Linked DNA regions of Mus musculus: region 2 is linked to region 1. Evidence: chromatin loops called from intact Hi-C (ENCODE). Cell type or tissue: left cerebral cortex. All regions are shown on one strand. Links, peaks and the distances in the headings refer to the core of each region. The heading gives the core; the rest is flanking DNA.

What was found. Hi-C counts contacts between places; a loop is a spot of excess contacts. Peaks named below come from ENCODE experiments on the same cell type or tissue, not always from the same donor. Only the 100,000 strongest peaks of a DNase experiment are listed, where the experiment ranks them.
Region 2: it touches region 1 in a loop (2.1-fold over the local background); 1 of 42 quality-filtered maps calls a loop at or near these places.

What each region holds. Positions count from the first base shown.
Region 1 is chr13:59,485,846-59,493,229 of GRCm38, forward strand. The region is part of intron 17 of Agtpbp1 (ATP/GTP binding protein 1); the gene reads right to left. Among named protein-coding and RNA genes, the nearest start is that of Agtpbp1, 68 kb to the right of the region's middle. In left cerebral cortex, for the core only: a CTCF peak has its summit at 3,502 (motif pointing left); DNase peaks (open chromatin) are centred at 3,548, 4,283 and 5,090; H3K27ac peaks cover 2,680 bases.
Region 2 is chr13:59,409,829-59,417,212 of GRCm38, forward strand. It overlaps Gm34788 (a long non-coding RNA gene), which reads right to left. Exons shown (of 3, transcript XR_873544.1): 1 at 7,219-7,384; 2 at 3,827-7,094; 3 at 2,410-3,488. Among named protein-coding and RNA genes, the nearest start is that of Gm34788, 3.8 kb to the right of the region's middle. In left cerebral cortex, for the core only: no CTCF peak of the experiment used is centred there; a DNase peak (open chromatin) is centred at 4,249; H3K27ac peaks cover 741 bases.

The DNA of each region.
Region 1 (7,384 bases), core at 1,209-6,208:
TTCATTTTACTTTTGGGTACTGGTTAGACAGCTCAATAGGAAAGAGCACCTGCTGCACAAGCGTAAGGATCCGAGTTCAAATCCCCAGCACACATGTAAGAAGCTGGCTGTGGCTATATATTGCCTATAACCCAGCACTGAGTGGGCACAGAGAGGATCCCTGGGCCTTACTGGATGCCAGCCTTGATCCAGGTTCACTGAGAATCCTGTCAGGCGAATAAGCAGAGTGCTATCAGGGTACCATCATACTCCTTTAGCCTCGGTGTGTGCGCACAGGCACACATGCACACGTGAGCGCATACACACACACACACATACCACACCACACCACACACTCTTAGCTAAGATTCTGTGGGTGGAGCCATTGGAGAGCCAAGGCACGTGCTCCCCAAAACGCTTCCAGGGCCAATTCAAATGTCCTCCTCACGTCTTTGCCAGACACTATAACCTCTATGACATATGTCTGTCTCACACTTGAAGTCCAACACTTTGGTTTACAGCTTCGTCTGTATTTCGCCATTTTGATGAATGACGTCAGACTTCCTCTCATACCTCTTGCGAGTTTCTTGACTGTCAGACTCTACTCCACTGACTTCCTGGCTGTCACCATCACACTCTGGTAGGATGGCCCACTCTCTAGAGTATTTCCCAACTTTCACCTGCTTCTTGCTGGACATCTGGCTGAGTCACTTCTCACACCCAGTGTCTTTCTCTTTCTTAAGTTTTACTCTCAGGTTGCTGGAGCATACCCTCAAATATTTCTCAAAACAGGGACTCCCAAGTTTGGCTACACCATTCCCAATCTTTAAATCCTTGCTTATGTTGAAACTTCTTGCTAGGCCAGATTCTATTTTCATAATAGCTGTCTTTTAATCCGTTAATTATTGGAGCTTTTGCTCTGTCTCTGTAGGTCTCCGTGACAACTTTCCTACATAAAGGTTTGTAGCAGCTTAAGGACAGAAACCTGTGAGTCTCTCAGCTCTTCTGGTTTTTAAGTATTAAATTTCTCTGCCATTGATGTTACCACTTCTGCTTTGTTTGCATTTACCTAGCTTATCTTTGCCAAATTATTCAATGGCAAGGTCCTGCCCCTGAAGGAACACACAGCACTGTCCTCTCTGACATCCTAGGGCACTGCCTCCCCCCAGGAGCCATGCCCTGCACATGCCCCACCTCAGCCCCTTCAGCCCACTTCCTTTCCGCTACTTACCAAATACTTGTTTCTTTTTTGACTTTCTATTTTTCCTCGTCCCACTGACTTTTTTCTTAATGTGTTACCCCATCCTTTTATGGTCTAGATTAGCTTTATTTTATTTTATTTATTTAAGTCATCAGACCATTGCCAGTCTGACTTTCCCCACATCCTCTGCTTTCGTGCCACTAGGACACCTCTATGTATCCAAAGATCTCTACATGGACTAATTTTCCTCAAAGAGAGTTTAGGTAGCACATTTCCTGGATTTTTATGTTTACTGGCAGTAACAAATGACAAACTATAAACAGATATAAACAATATCTGCCTGTCTCCAAGTCTCCAGAGTTCCAGATGACAGGTCCAGTACTAGGCTGATCTTGTGTATGCAGAATGACAGGGTGGTTACAAGCACACACTCTACAACCAGGGCAAATTCCAACTCGGCCACACACAGACACATGGCCGTATGGCCTTTGATAGAGTGCTACGCACTGTCTACACTGCTGGCTCTTCAGTGAGTGAGCACGGGCATCGGACTGTGCTAAAATACGCCAAGACCTGCACAAGGCGAGCACTTGGTGACGGACACTCACCCAAGGTATTGTCATTTCCCTCTCAGTACCTGAAGACTCACACTGTCACTGCACACTTAAATCACATCTGAGTCCCTGACCCTCACCGAGCCATTTAAACCTCAAGTTTCACCCTCCTACAGACAGAACACCTTACATAACAGCCGAGTACTGGAGCAGAAAAAGGCTCAGGCTGAGGTTAAGGATGCTCTGATCTTTTTAAACAATGTATCCTAATATTACTTTTTAAAGTACAGTATTAATTCTGAAAAGAGAAAGCAATACTCAAGAGTTCTGACTGAATATATTCGGGAAAGCTAGGCTGCAACACTAAGAGTCAATCTAAGGAAGTGACTCCGATTCCCTAAGTCATTATCTATTCAACATAACACAGAAAGGCTGCGTCTGAGTAACGATATTGAGTAAACTATGAAGTTGCCACAGACTCAAACAGCGGCACCAGCCTTTAATGAAAGCGAAGTAAAAGCCAGGGTCAGTAATCAGAGCAAGCATGAGGGGCCGAGTCGCCAGCGCCACCCTACAGGAGCTGGTCCTCCCAGACAGGCCTGGGGTCAGGTTTGCTCAGCATGTACCCTCCCTCCTGTGAGAGTCGCACTTCACGGTGAGAACATAGCGATGTGACCGGTTATGGGCAGAGCAAGGTCAGCATCTGCACAAAGAAACATGGGAAATAAACTCTAGGAAACAAGGGGAACACACACACTGGTCTCGCGCAGCAGACTGTAGCTCAGTTCAGCAAGCAGCTGGACACATGCTAGCCGGAAAGACTGAAAATGCCTTTGAGCTAAACTCTTTTATTGATTTAAAAGAAGAAAGTCTAACTTAAATGGGAATCCAAGGACTAGAAGGTACTTCCTGTATTAATGTCAGTTCCCTGATCCTAACCATCATGCTACAGTGACACACAAGAAAGCCATGGTTTGTAGAAAATGGATACAAGGAGATCCAGAGTGCCAAGGCACCATTTCAGATGTCAGCATCTTAGCAAAGTAACACTTCAAGTTTTTTCAACGTAAAACTTCTAGAAAGCATTGGGAGTTATGAAATATTGCTCAGTAGATGACAATTTTGCCTTACAGGCCTGAGGACCTGAGCTTCGATGCCCAGAACCCTCAGAAAAAACCAGATGCAGAAGCCTGTTTGTAATCCCAGCACATTCATACCAGGATGGGAAGAAACAGGAGGATTCTGGGAGCTCTCTAGCTAAGTAGACTGCTATACACAGCTGTAAACAATACAGGTCCTGACTCCAGATGGAAGGCAAGGAGGTAGTCCTCCCACCTCAGCACTATCTCAAAGCATGCATGCACATATTATACACATCATTCATATATATATATACATACACACACACACACACACACACACACACACATATACACCATACACACAAAACACACATATACTCAAACAACACACCATACATCTCATACATACTATATACATAAATACACACATACATGTGCCATATATACAAACATACATGCATGCATACCTACATACACACACACACACACAAAGTTGATTATCTTAAATTAGACTGGGGTCTTTGACAAGTGTCTTGTGCATGCTCACTTTATGTTACAAGCAGGATTGTTATGGTCGATTTATATAAGAAGGAGTTAAAACCCCCTTGAGCCTGAGAGACATGCAGGGAGAGAATGAAACAGAAGCTTGAAACTGAAGCTATCACTAAATGCAAAACTGCCATCTGGTGGCAATTTAAGAAAATCCATTTCAAGTAACAGCTAAAGAGGGTGTGGAGATAGTGACACAAATGTTCAAATTTAGCAATTCAGACAACATTACCACAGCAGTACATTCAAGCTGCTCTAGGATCGTCTGTGAAGACTTCTTAGTAGAATCAGCTAAAAAAAAGTCTTAGGGGGAAGGGGGTAACTAAAGAAATGAAAGCAATTCTGGCACTGCCCATCTTGGTGAGCCCTACCAAAGGCCTCTACCCACCAAGTCCATTTCTATGTGCACAGCACTCAGCGTCCCACAGGCAAAATGCCCAAGCCTCCCACAAAGTCAAACAGAAGGCAAACTAGCCTCCTAAGTACTATGGCCTCCTTCATCAGTTTATGCTTTCCACCACAAATGATTTCTTTAGTCATCAAAGGCTCCCAGTGCTCATTATATTAACTGTGCATCCTGCTCTAAGTACATACAATGCGAATTCAAGTTTACAAAAAATCCTCACTTTTTTCAGCCTCTACTGATGTAAAACCGAGCCAGCTTCAGTTTTATTCGGTATTAACCTAGCAGATCCAAAACTGGTCTTATTTTTAAAAGTCTAGCTACCTAAACAGCTTGCTCTACCTTTTATCCTAACTTCATAGATATTATTTACAAATATATGAAAGAAAAAAGAACATTCATAGCATGTTTTATTGGATTCCAGAAAGAGCCTGGAATAAAGTTAGGTGGAGACTGAGAAAAGTTCAGCTCGTGGTCTGTAGTGTTGGGGGTGGTTCAATCGCACAGACACGCTCCATGCCATGTGGAGTCCTTGCAGGAACCATCATAAAGTGAGGGAGGGTGGCTGAGAGAAGAAGAAGAGAGGAGGAGGAAGGGGAAGAAGGAAGAGGATGAGAGGAGGAGGAAGGGGGAGAAGGGGAGAAGGAGGGGAGAGGAATAGAGGAGGAAGAGGAAGAAGGGGAGAGGGAGAGAGAAGGAAGAGGAAGGAAGAGAAAGGAAGAGAGGAGGAAGGGGAAGGAGGTGAAAGGAAAAGAGAAGGAAGAGAAAGGAGGAGAGGGGAGAGGAGAAGGGAGGGGGAGGAGGGGAGAGGTAGAAGGGAGGAGGGGAGAGGAAGAGAGGAGGAAGAAGGGGAAGGAGAAGAGAGGAAGAGAGGAGTAGGAAGAGAAAAGAGGGGAAAGGAAGAGAGGAGGAGGAAGGGGAGGAAAAGAAAGGAGGAGGAAGGGGAAGGGGGAGAAGAAGAGAAGAGGAAGGGGAAGGAGAGGAGATGGAGATGGGAAATGGAGATGGGAGATGGAGGGCAGTCATGAGGAAGGGGAGGAGAGGAAGGAAGCAGCAAGCAGCACCAGACAAACACTAGACATTTCATTTTAACTCAGTTATAATCATCTATATTAATGACAAAGGGTCAAAGAACAAACCCCTTTCTCCATTTATAAAACCAGCTGCCAACCATGTACCAAACTAATTACAATTTACAAATATAGGAACAAAACTGAAGGCAAATACAGTGGAAGACTTAACTGCAACACTGTTAAAGGACACACAGGGCGTGGAAAGCTACAGTCGTCTATATGCCAAATTACACTCAACTGGCACTGGCAGGCTTTCAAATGAGGACTTAACACAGTAAAACCAAACTGGAACTCGAATGAGACACACACAAGGTATAAACCAACAAACAAGCACTGGCTGGGTCTTCCTTTCTCTCCATGAAGTCAGTGGGCATTAACTGCACTACAGACAACACATCTTATTTCTAATTACCTATTAAATCAAAACGGACTGGATATATTTCAAGGTTACTTCAAATCCAAGAAATGTTGCAAATAATAAAGTCTACATGTTTGTAAGCAAAATTAATTAAACTTTGACAATAGCAAGGATTTAACCCAAATAATTAAGCCAGGAAAATAATATAGTAAACCCTTTCCCTAGTTTTGTAGTCAAATAAAGATAGCAAGATTAAAAACAGAAATATTAAAATCTGGAAGGGATATAAAATTAAGTTATAATAAAGAGGAAATTTTAAAAGCTTTGATCATCTCCAAAAAAAAAAAAAAACAAACAAATTAAAGAAGTAAAGAAAAGTACTAATTTGCAGGGAGGTAAAGGTCAAAATTAAAGAAAACTTCTAAAAGAAATGAATAAACCAGAAGCTGTGGGGGATTTTTTAATATAAAAATAAAATATTTTAAATAAATAAAAAGAAAAGCTGCCCAGAAGGAGGAGGAAGAGGGAGGACGGTGGAGGGAGCTCAAGCACGGAAACAAGGACAGAACTACAGTTGCTGTCCACAGTTTCTGCTACCAATGAAAATCTAAGAGTCACTTACACAAGGAAAGGTACAATCAGTACTGTCCAAAACCCAACAGCCACTGCAAGGAGACCCTGGATAGCCTGTTTTATTTTTACATTAATGGGACCGCTATTCATATTTACCTTATGCAAGACCATGTTTTAAAAAAAAAAAAAAAAAAACTCCCAAATGATTTTGTAATCAAACAGAAGTTTCCAGTACCTGATAAAATGGTGAGTGACACTTATCAACAAGCATAAGTGGTGGCGGTACACCGTCCTCTGACCCCACCACTTGAGAGATGGAGCAGGAGGAGCAGGGGTCCAAGGCCACTTAACATAGTGAGTTCAAGGCTGGCTAGGGCTACGTTGAAACTCACCCCACAAAGTAATAAACTTCTCAGAGAAACAAACCTAAAATTTTAAATGGCTTTTTGAAAATATGGTAGGACACTATACTATACTAATAAAATTAATATTCTCTGAACAAATGCTAATGTATAGTTAAGCCTTGGCTTATGAGATACAGGTATTTTAAATCAAATGGAGACATATAAAATAATTAAAATGTCAGGACACCTAAAAAGCAGAGAAACTGTGACCATTGATGTGTGATAACAAAGGTTTCAATAAAACACATTAAAAGCATTTTAGAGGAACATTTAAGGACCAGAGAAAATATCAGAAATGCAATTTTTCTAATTAAAATACAGAGAACAACATAGCATGGTTCTTGGCCTTGTTTTTCGGTAAGGCACAATTTTGTGTTGGAATGCCAGCACTGTAGGCAGGCTGGTACGAGGCTGTGCTAAGTGGACTGCCTCGGTTCACGGCAGCCTCCATGTGATTTCCTTCTGAACACCACTGCAGGTCCTGAACTGCATACAGAGCACACAGAGGAGAACCCGGGTGGAGATGTAAAGGCACAACCACCATCAGAGGCCCTTCTGTGGGGTTCAGAGTCCTTATAGAATGTGCTCATTTCACAATTCCAGTGATGCTGAAGGCAGGAGCTGTCTTATCTCTCACATGGGGCAGAGCTTTTGAAAGCACATAAATACTGCTTAGGATGAACAATTTTAATGTAAAATTTTAACTGCTCAGCAAAGTTTAGTGTTAAGGGCATTATTTTTACAGGATTAAAGGTTAGTGAAATTCTAACTTACAACACCATTTTAGAGAGTACACTGCTACACACAGAAAAACATGTCTTTGTCTTTTATTCTTAAAGGACACCCACGATACAAATGAAATCGGTTTTCTTAAATGTTCTTTCTCTACTCTAAAAAACACTACATTAAGTAAGGAGCACAATAGGTATTTTTACTTATCTTGATAATACTTCAAGTTTTAATTAAGATAAAATTTTAAAGGTGCAACAAGGCTGAATGTCAGCAAATATTTCAGAGAGAGGTCACAATCAGTTGATGGCCATACGTACCACTGGGACCCTACCCACCCGCACTGGTCTCAGAAGCTAAGCAGGACCCAACCTGCTGACATGGATAGATACAAGTCACATCCAATGATTGTTTTATACTCTAAGATCACCAAGAATGAAGTATGACATAGACAACACTTCACAGGCAGGAGAGATGGC
Region 2 (7,384 bases), core at 1,340-6,339, 76 kb before region 1:
AAAACAGAAGAGTTAACCAGCAGTGCAGCAGGAGAAAAGATAACACTGTTGCCAGCGGGCAAGCCTTTCCGCTCCCGAGGTGGGTTTGCAGGCTGAGGTGCTGAGCCACAGAGCCCTCACCTCTGCCTCTGGTCTCCTTCACCCTGACTCTGACCATGCAGCTTCTACCTCCCGCCTTGGTTCATTATCACCAGTACTTATTTCATGAAACTTAAAACCTACCACACAATCACTTTTGGTCCCCAGCAGACTTATTTCAACTCTTTTTGTTTCAAACAGAAGACAACTGGTATTATTGCCCAGACCAAAAAAGGGAAAGCAGCAGGAAGATAAGAATGTAAGAAAGAGATACCATACATTCACTCTATGTCCATAGGAAGGGGTCTTGTTGCCAAAGCTGTTTTCAATCAATAAAAGGGCATTTAACTAAAACTGAAGATGAAAAAGAACGTGACAAGAACCCAGCTGGCCAATAAAAATGGGATTGTTATCCAACTCCCAAGCAATCAGAGAACAGAAGTATCTTGACATAAAACTTTCTCCAGTTGCCAAGTGAAGTCTCCTATGGTGAGCACTGTTAGAACCAGGACTGTACATTCTTACAGGTATGGGGGAGAGAAACCCTCACAGCTTTTTTGCTTGGTTGGTTTCAGGTGATTTGAGACAGGAGCTCCCCACACAGCCTAGAACCCTTGGTCACTGCCTCAAACTCCCAAGGTGGGGGTTGGGGTGGGGTTGACAGGCCAGAGCTACCACTGCTCCAAGTAGGCTTATTTGGCATAAAGTGAGTCTAGCATCTGAGTGGTCCTTCCAGGAAGATCATGTCTAAGGAAACTTTGATCTTCATGAAGAGTGAGCATTGGGAAAGGATTTATGGTCCACCTAGAAAAAGGACTGGCCGAGCTCCCCAGAGCCATCACTCACAAGGAAGAGCCCATGTTGGACTCCCAGAAGTTCACATCAGGGGACCTGGGATCCTGGAAACCCAGGTTTGCAAAGGCCTACCTGGGCTTCAGGCCAGGGTCCAGCAAATTGCTTGCCCTTGCCCACAACAAGGACAGTCAAGACCCCAGGAGTGCACTTTTGCTGTGATAAGCATTGATCAAATGGTTTTAATTAAAACTCCAGGAAGGAAAGGGTTTATTCTCACAGGTTAGAATCTATCATAGAGGGAAGCCAACAGGAACTCACAGCAGGAGCCTGAAAACAGGAACAGAAGGAAAGGCCCTGAGGATCGATCAATTGCTTCTTACTACCTGCCTCTCCATGTCTTGCTCAGCCTGCTTTTTTTTATACAACCCCAGAAACACCTGCCTAGGGCAGGAACAACTCACAAAGAGCTGAGCCCTCCCATGTCAACTAGTAATCAAGAAAACGCCCCACATACATGTCCACAGGACAATTCGATGAAGGCAGAGCCTCAGATTTTTCATTTCCCATGTGTACGCCTGGGTTTGTGTCAAGTTGACAAAAAACAAAAAACAAAAGCAAACAAACACAACAGAACAACCAGCACTGTCAGCTAAGGAATTCTGGGCCATCAGATGTGAAGGCGGAGTAGAAGTCTAATAGCAAAGAACAGAACAGCCAGGGACCCCGGGAGGAAAGTGGCCTTGTGTATACACACTGGTGTGGGGAGCCGCCCTCACATTTGCTATTATAAGATGGCGCTGACAGCTGTGTTCTAAGTGGTAAACATAATCTGCACACGTGCAGGGGCAGTTTTCCCGCCATGTGTTCTGCCTTTCTCGTGATGACAACTGGGCCGATGGGCTGCAGCCAATCAGGGAGTAATACGTCCTAGGCGGAGGATAATTCTCCTTAAAAGGGACGGGGTTTTGCCATGTTTTTTCTCTCTCTTGCTCATGCTTTTTCTCTCTCTTGTTCTTGCTTTTTCTCTCTCTTCTCTTGCTTTCTTGTTCTTGTTCTTTTTCTTGCTTTCTTTCTCTCTCTTGCTCTGACTCTTGCTCTGGCTCTTGCTCTCTGGCTCCTGAAGATGTAAGCAATAAAGCTTTTGCCGCAGAAGATTCTGGTTTGCTGCGTTCTTCCTGGCCGGTCGCGAGAACGCGTTTAAGACACTGGGTAGTTTCCATGGGCTTCTCTCTCCTGTCTTGGTTAACTGGTTTTTAAATGCAAAGATTTCAGAAGCTCTAGGGAAAAGACTGTTAAGAAGAAAGAAAGCTAGTTGATTGTGTCTGGGCTTGTCTGCACATAAATAGTTGTAGAAATGCCTTTTCTTGAAAGGTGGCTTAGTTAGGGGTTCATTGCGGTGAATAGACACCATAACCATGTCAACTCTTATAAAGGAAAATACTTAACTGAGGTTGGCTTATGGTTCAGAGGTTTAGTCTATTACGGTCATGGTCAGAAGCATGGTGGTACACAGGCAGACATGGTGCTGGAGAGGTAGCTGAGAGTTCTACATCTGGATCCATAGGCAGCAGCAAAAGACAGTCAGTCACTGGGCCTGGCTTGAGCTCCTTAACCCTCGAAGCCTACCCCAAGTGACACATTTCCTCCAACAAGGCCACACCAACACCAACAGCACCATACCTCCTAATGGTGCTACTCCCTACAGACCTATGGGGCCATATTCATCCAAACTCTCACAAAAGGTAAAATACAGGACTGGTGTTTATTGCTTTTCAAAACCAGCCGAATACTAAGGTAAGATAATGGTACTGTCCGTGTGTGTATTATTCTATAGGCTGGAGGAGAAGCCTCTACCTAAAACACATTGAGATGCAATGTATGTTTGTAGTCATGTGTTTAGCATGTCTCCAACTTTAAATTGCTTATCTGACCTAACATGTTTCTTTGTAATGTGTATGCACACACGTGTATGCAAATGTGTGAATGTATGCATGCATGTGTGTGAATGTGTGTGTGAATGTGTGCGTATGTGCATGCATGTACACGTGTTGATGAAAGCTGTACTCAAAGTTTTATCATACTAGATTAGCACTCTCCCACTGAGCCCTATGTCCAGCCCTGTCAGCTATCTGCTAGCGAGTCCAGGTGAGAGGAGAGAACCCAGTCTAGCCTAGTCCCTCCAAGGCTGAGTGGCCCAAAACAAACATGCCAGGGGCTGGGAGTCTATCAAAGCAGGAACTCATTTTATTGCATCAGTCTTTTGTTTATATAGGGTTGAGGAAGGAGGTGGGGATTTTTGGTGAGGTGAGATGAGGTAGGGGCCGGGGAAGGGTGATGGAGGGTATGGGGTGACTGACAGGGCCAATAAAGTTATTCTACATCAGTGGTAGCTAGGCAAAGGCAGGCTTAAGTAGGTTGTGCTGAGCCACTCCAGTATGGAAGTGAACAAGACAGGTCTCTAAACTCGAGCAAAGACTCAGGCTTCCCCACTAGGCCTCAGTATCCAGACGAATAAGGCCCAACACTGCCCAGAGGAACAGTTCACTAGAAGGTTGCCTCTTCCAGTCAGGACTCCTTAAGTCAAAACTGACTTCTTCCTGTGATGTCTTAGGTATCTGTGTTCAAGCCATGTTACAGCTTTGTCAATACTCATGACAGATAGAATTCTTTTATTATGTTGCAACTATATAGCAATTAAGAATCAGAAGGGGGCCGGAGAGATAACTAAGCAGTTGAAAGTGCTGGCCGTGTTTGCAGACGACCCAGATTCTATTCCCAACACCCATGTGGCAGCTCACAACCATCTCTAACTCCAGTTCCAGAGGAGCCATGTTCTCCTCTGGCTCAGCAGGGACTATACACATGGTGCGCAGACATACACAGGCCAAGTACCCATCTCCACACTTTTTAAAAAAAAAAAATAATGAGATTTTTTTTAAGTCTAATAAATTACCTGTATCTTATGGTATTCAATTTGTTTTCTTTTTAAGGACAATTTTCCTTGAACTTTAACTGAAGTAGCAGACACTATTTTAGAACAGATTTGCAGCCATCTTATAAAGGAACACTGGTACTTCCTTAAGAAGTGTGCAGACTGCTTATATCGTCTTCGAAAAGATCAGATTAAATCTTCATTATAAAGATGCTGCCGCCTAGATGCTAATTTCGTTGCCTCTGGGATATGTGTTTTTCACAGGGTGGTTAGCCTCCTAATTGCTTGGACACGCGTGAACTCCATGGTGAGTTTGTATGCTCCATTGATACCACATACACTGAGTTGAATCATTATTGCAAAGCCTTTTGAAAGATTGAGACAAAAAAAAATCACACGACTTATTCACAGAGATACGAAGGCAGAGCAGTAGAGTCCAAATTTAGCATCGCCGGGGAAGACTCTGGTCCCTGGAAGAGTGAGCTGCAATGTGAGCTCTCAAGGAAACAAGCAGACAGTAAAGGAGATTGAAGGAATGAGATGGCTGAAGGGGCTGAAGAGAAGGGCTGCTGTTCCAAGAGCGAGATGCAAGTGGAGAGCACGGGCCGTGGTTTGGATAGGATCTGAGCATCCTCCCCAAGGGCTCATATGTTGGGTACTGGTGGTTTGACAAGCCCTAGGATCTTGTCAAAGATCATGTGTAGGACATGGAATACAATGGGAAGTAGCACTGGTGGGGGGAGGGGACCGTAAGTGGCTCTTACCACAATAGAGGGCAATCCTGCTCCCCTACCTGACCGCATGCAGCTTCCGGTCTCACCATCTCATATCCAGCTTCCGGTCTCACCGGCTCACATCCAGCTTCCAGCCTTACCTCATCATTTCTCCTCCTTGCTATCTGCTCCCACCATTGAGGTGTCATGCAATCCTCACAAGGATCCAGCCAGTGCCACCACCGTGTCCTTGAATCACCAGAGACACAAACAAACCTTGTCACAAAGCATCCAGCCCCTGGTATTTGATCATTATAATAAAAACAGACTAATATACTGGCGTGCTCATTTCAGATAGTCGGAGATGTCAAATCACCCAAAAGCCAATTATGTCTCTATGATCCCAGGTCTATATACAATGAATATATAACAATAAAAGTATTTTAAAGAAACTGATGACATATACCATGGAGGTAGGGCATGGTGGCTCAACCAGGAGCTGTTTAACCTCCCTCTGACCATTCCTTCCTTCTTTAATATCACAAATAATGAGGCATGAAAAATTAATGACATATTCGAGGAACTATAATTTCTTTGTTAACACAGAAAGCCGTCTTCATAGTTTTTGAGTTAATTTTTTTCCAGGAGCACATACACTAAAAATGGAACGTTTCAGAGAAAACCATCATAGCCCTGGGTAAGGGTGGGGTGTGATCTTGTCAAGGGCTCCGTGCGCTTTCTGTTTTGTAGCCTGTGAGTCTCTGCCACGTGCTTCGGGGCACACCTGCATTTTGTGTACATTTCTTGTAAGAGTTCCATACTGTAGAAAGGCGGCTTTTGTTATCTTTATGCTATTCTGTGCCTGCATTATTTTTACAGTCTGTTAGTTACTGTGTTTATAAACAGAATAAAAGGACAAAGAGCTCAACTCTTATTTTAAGAGCAGAGGGTACCTTAACACATAGGCTTAGCCTCCAGTGATTGTAGTACATCAGTGTGGGCTTATGAGTAGAAGGGACCTTTCTTCATGGTCACATGTAGTTAGATGATGCAGAAGGGCATCCAGTGAGGCCATTTCCCTAAAAATTGAGCTCCAAATCCCTCAGGTACTACTGCCTGGGCAATTCTTGTCTGCTCTACAATTACTAATCACTGTGAACATTAATTACATATTGGGTTGAAAATTAGAATATACTTGGACAATCCATGGATGAAGATGGAGTCGGGGATTAGGATTGACAGGAATGCTGGCTTCATAACTTGGCTTCACTTCTAAGGAAAAAAATCAAGATCTGAAGTTAGTAATGTTTCAGAGGCGATCCAGACAGACCTGAGCATATCCAGTTAGCGCGTGCCGGCTGCCCAGCGATGCTCCCTGCGCTGCAGCCCAGCGAGGCTCCCAAGGTGCCTCTGGTGCCTGACACTCAGAGGGATGTTTTAAAAAATGTGGTGAAAGAGCAGCGGTCAGGCAGGGAGGGGGTGAGCACAGCAGCGGTCAGGCCGGAGCAGGGATGGGCACAGGAGATCCATCTGCTCTTTCCCCCGCCCCAGCCCTCCCTTTGGCAGTAATGGTGACGTTACTAGAGGATGGGGTCCCACTCACTCAGACCCAGATCTAAGAAAAGAACATCTTAGGAGAGGTTTAGTGGCACTTAGCCAGAGGCCGCTTGCCTGCTGAGACCTGGGGAAGCATGACAGCTAACACATTAGGAAACCCTCCAGGGGATGTCTAGAACCCACGGCTTCAGCACACAGGGTCTGCAGATCTACTTATCTGACATTTGGCTCTTCAAATGCCTTGTGAAAGATATCCCAGGTCTTCAGTCCCACAGTGGTAAGGGCAATGCGCTGTGCTTCTCTGGCCCTTCTTGGGACCTCAGCTAAACTCCATGCTCCTAGTTCTCCGCAATAGCCTGCCCTTTTGTGCTGGGCTCTTTCTTGCGGTCTGTGAGAGCTGAGAGAACTGAGAGTGCATCTTGCTCCAGCATAAAGCCTCTCCCACATTTCAGCACACCAACCCCGTTTCCTCTTCTTCCAGAGAAGACTTGAAAGCCCGGGATGAAGATAGTACACAGAACATCAACAGAAGCATGACTGAGTCCCCACATGAGTGGCCAGCAACCACTCTCTTCCTGCAGGCCTTCTCTGAGGAGAACCAAGACCCTGCCACTGGGCTGCCATTATTCGGATGTTTTTGGTTACAGCAGCAAGCACCACTAACCCTGGCTAGTGTACTCAAACACATATGACAAGAAATGAGCATGGCCCATCCAAGAAATAGAATCGAGAGCAGGGTGCGTAGGTGAAGCTGGCTTTTGCTCTTGCAAGCAGTCTTTAACTTACAACAGTGTTTTTACATAATTTAGATGAGGATATAAATGACTGATTTAGAGGGGAAGTGGAGGCTTGCAAGAAAAACAGATGCAAACATGGATGATAACAGAATGCATGACCAGTGACTCACTCCACTTCTTCTGCTTGTACCGGTTGGGGATGTGGAGTCCCTCGAGGGGTAGGATGCTTGGGAATAGACTCTCCTTTCCTCCTCTTTCTCAGATGTAAGACGATATTTTGAACTGTAAGTGGCAGTGGCGGAAGGCAGAAATTCAGAGACCGCCAGCTCATGCAGATCCTTTGTGAAGATAATTTCAAAGCACCCTATTCTGGAGCCAATCGGGGGACTGCCTCTCATAGACTCACCTTGTTCAAACGAGACACTCGGCTGACATCTGGTGGATAAGCGTCCACACAAATCATCAAGTGCAGATCTTGTATCTGCGCAGCAATATCCCCTCCTTCCTTACAATCCTGGACAGCTCACGCTTTGGGATCTTCGTTCCTGGAGTATCCACTGATTGTTCCAGAC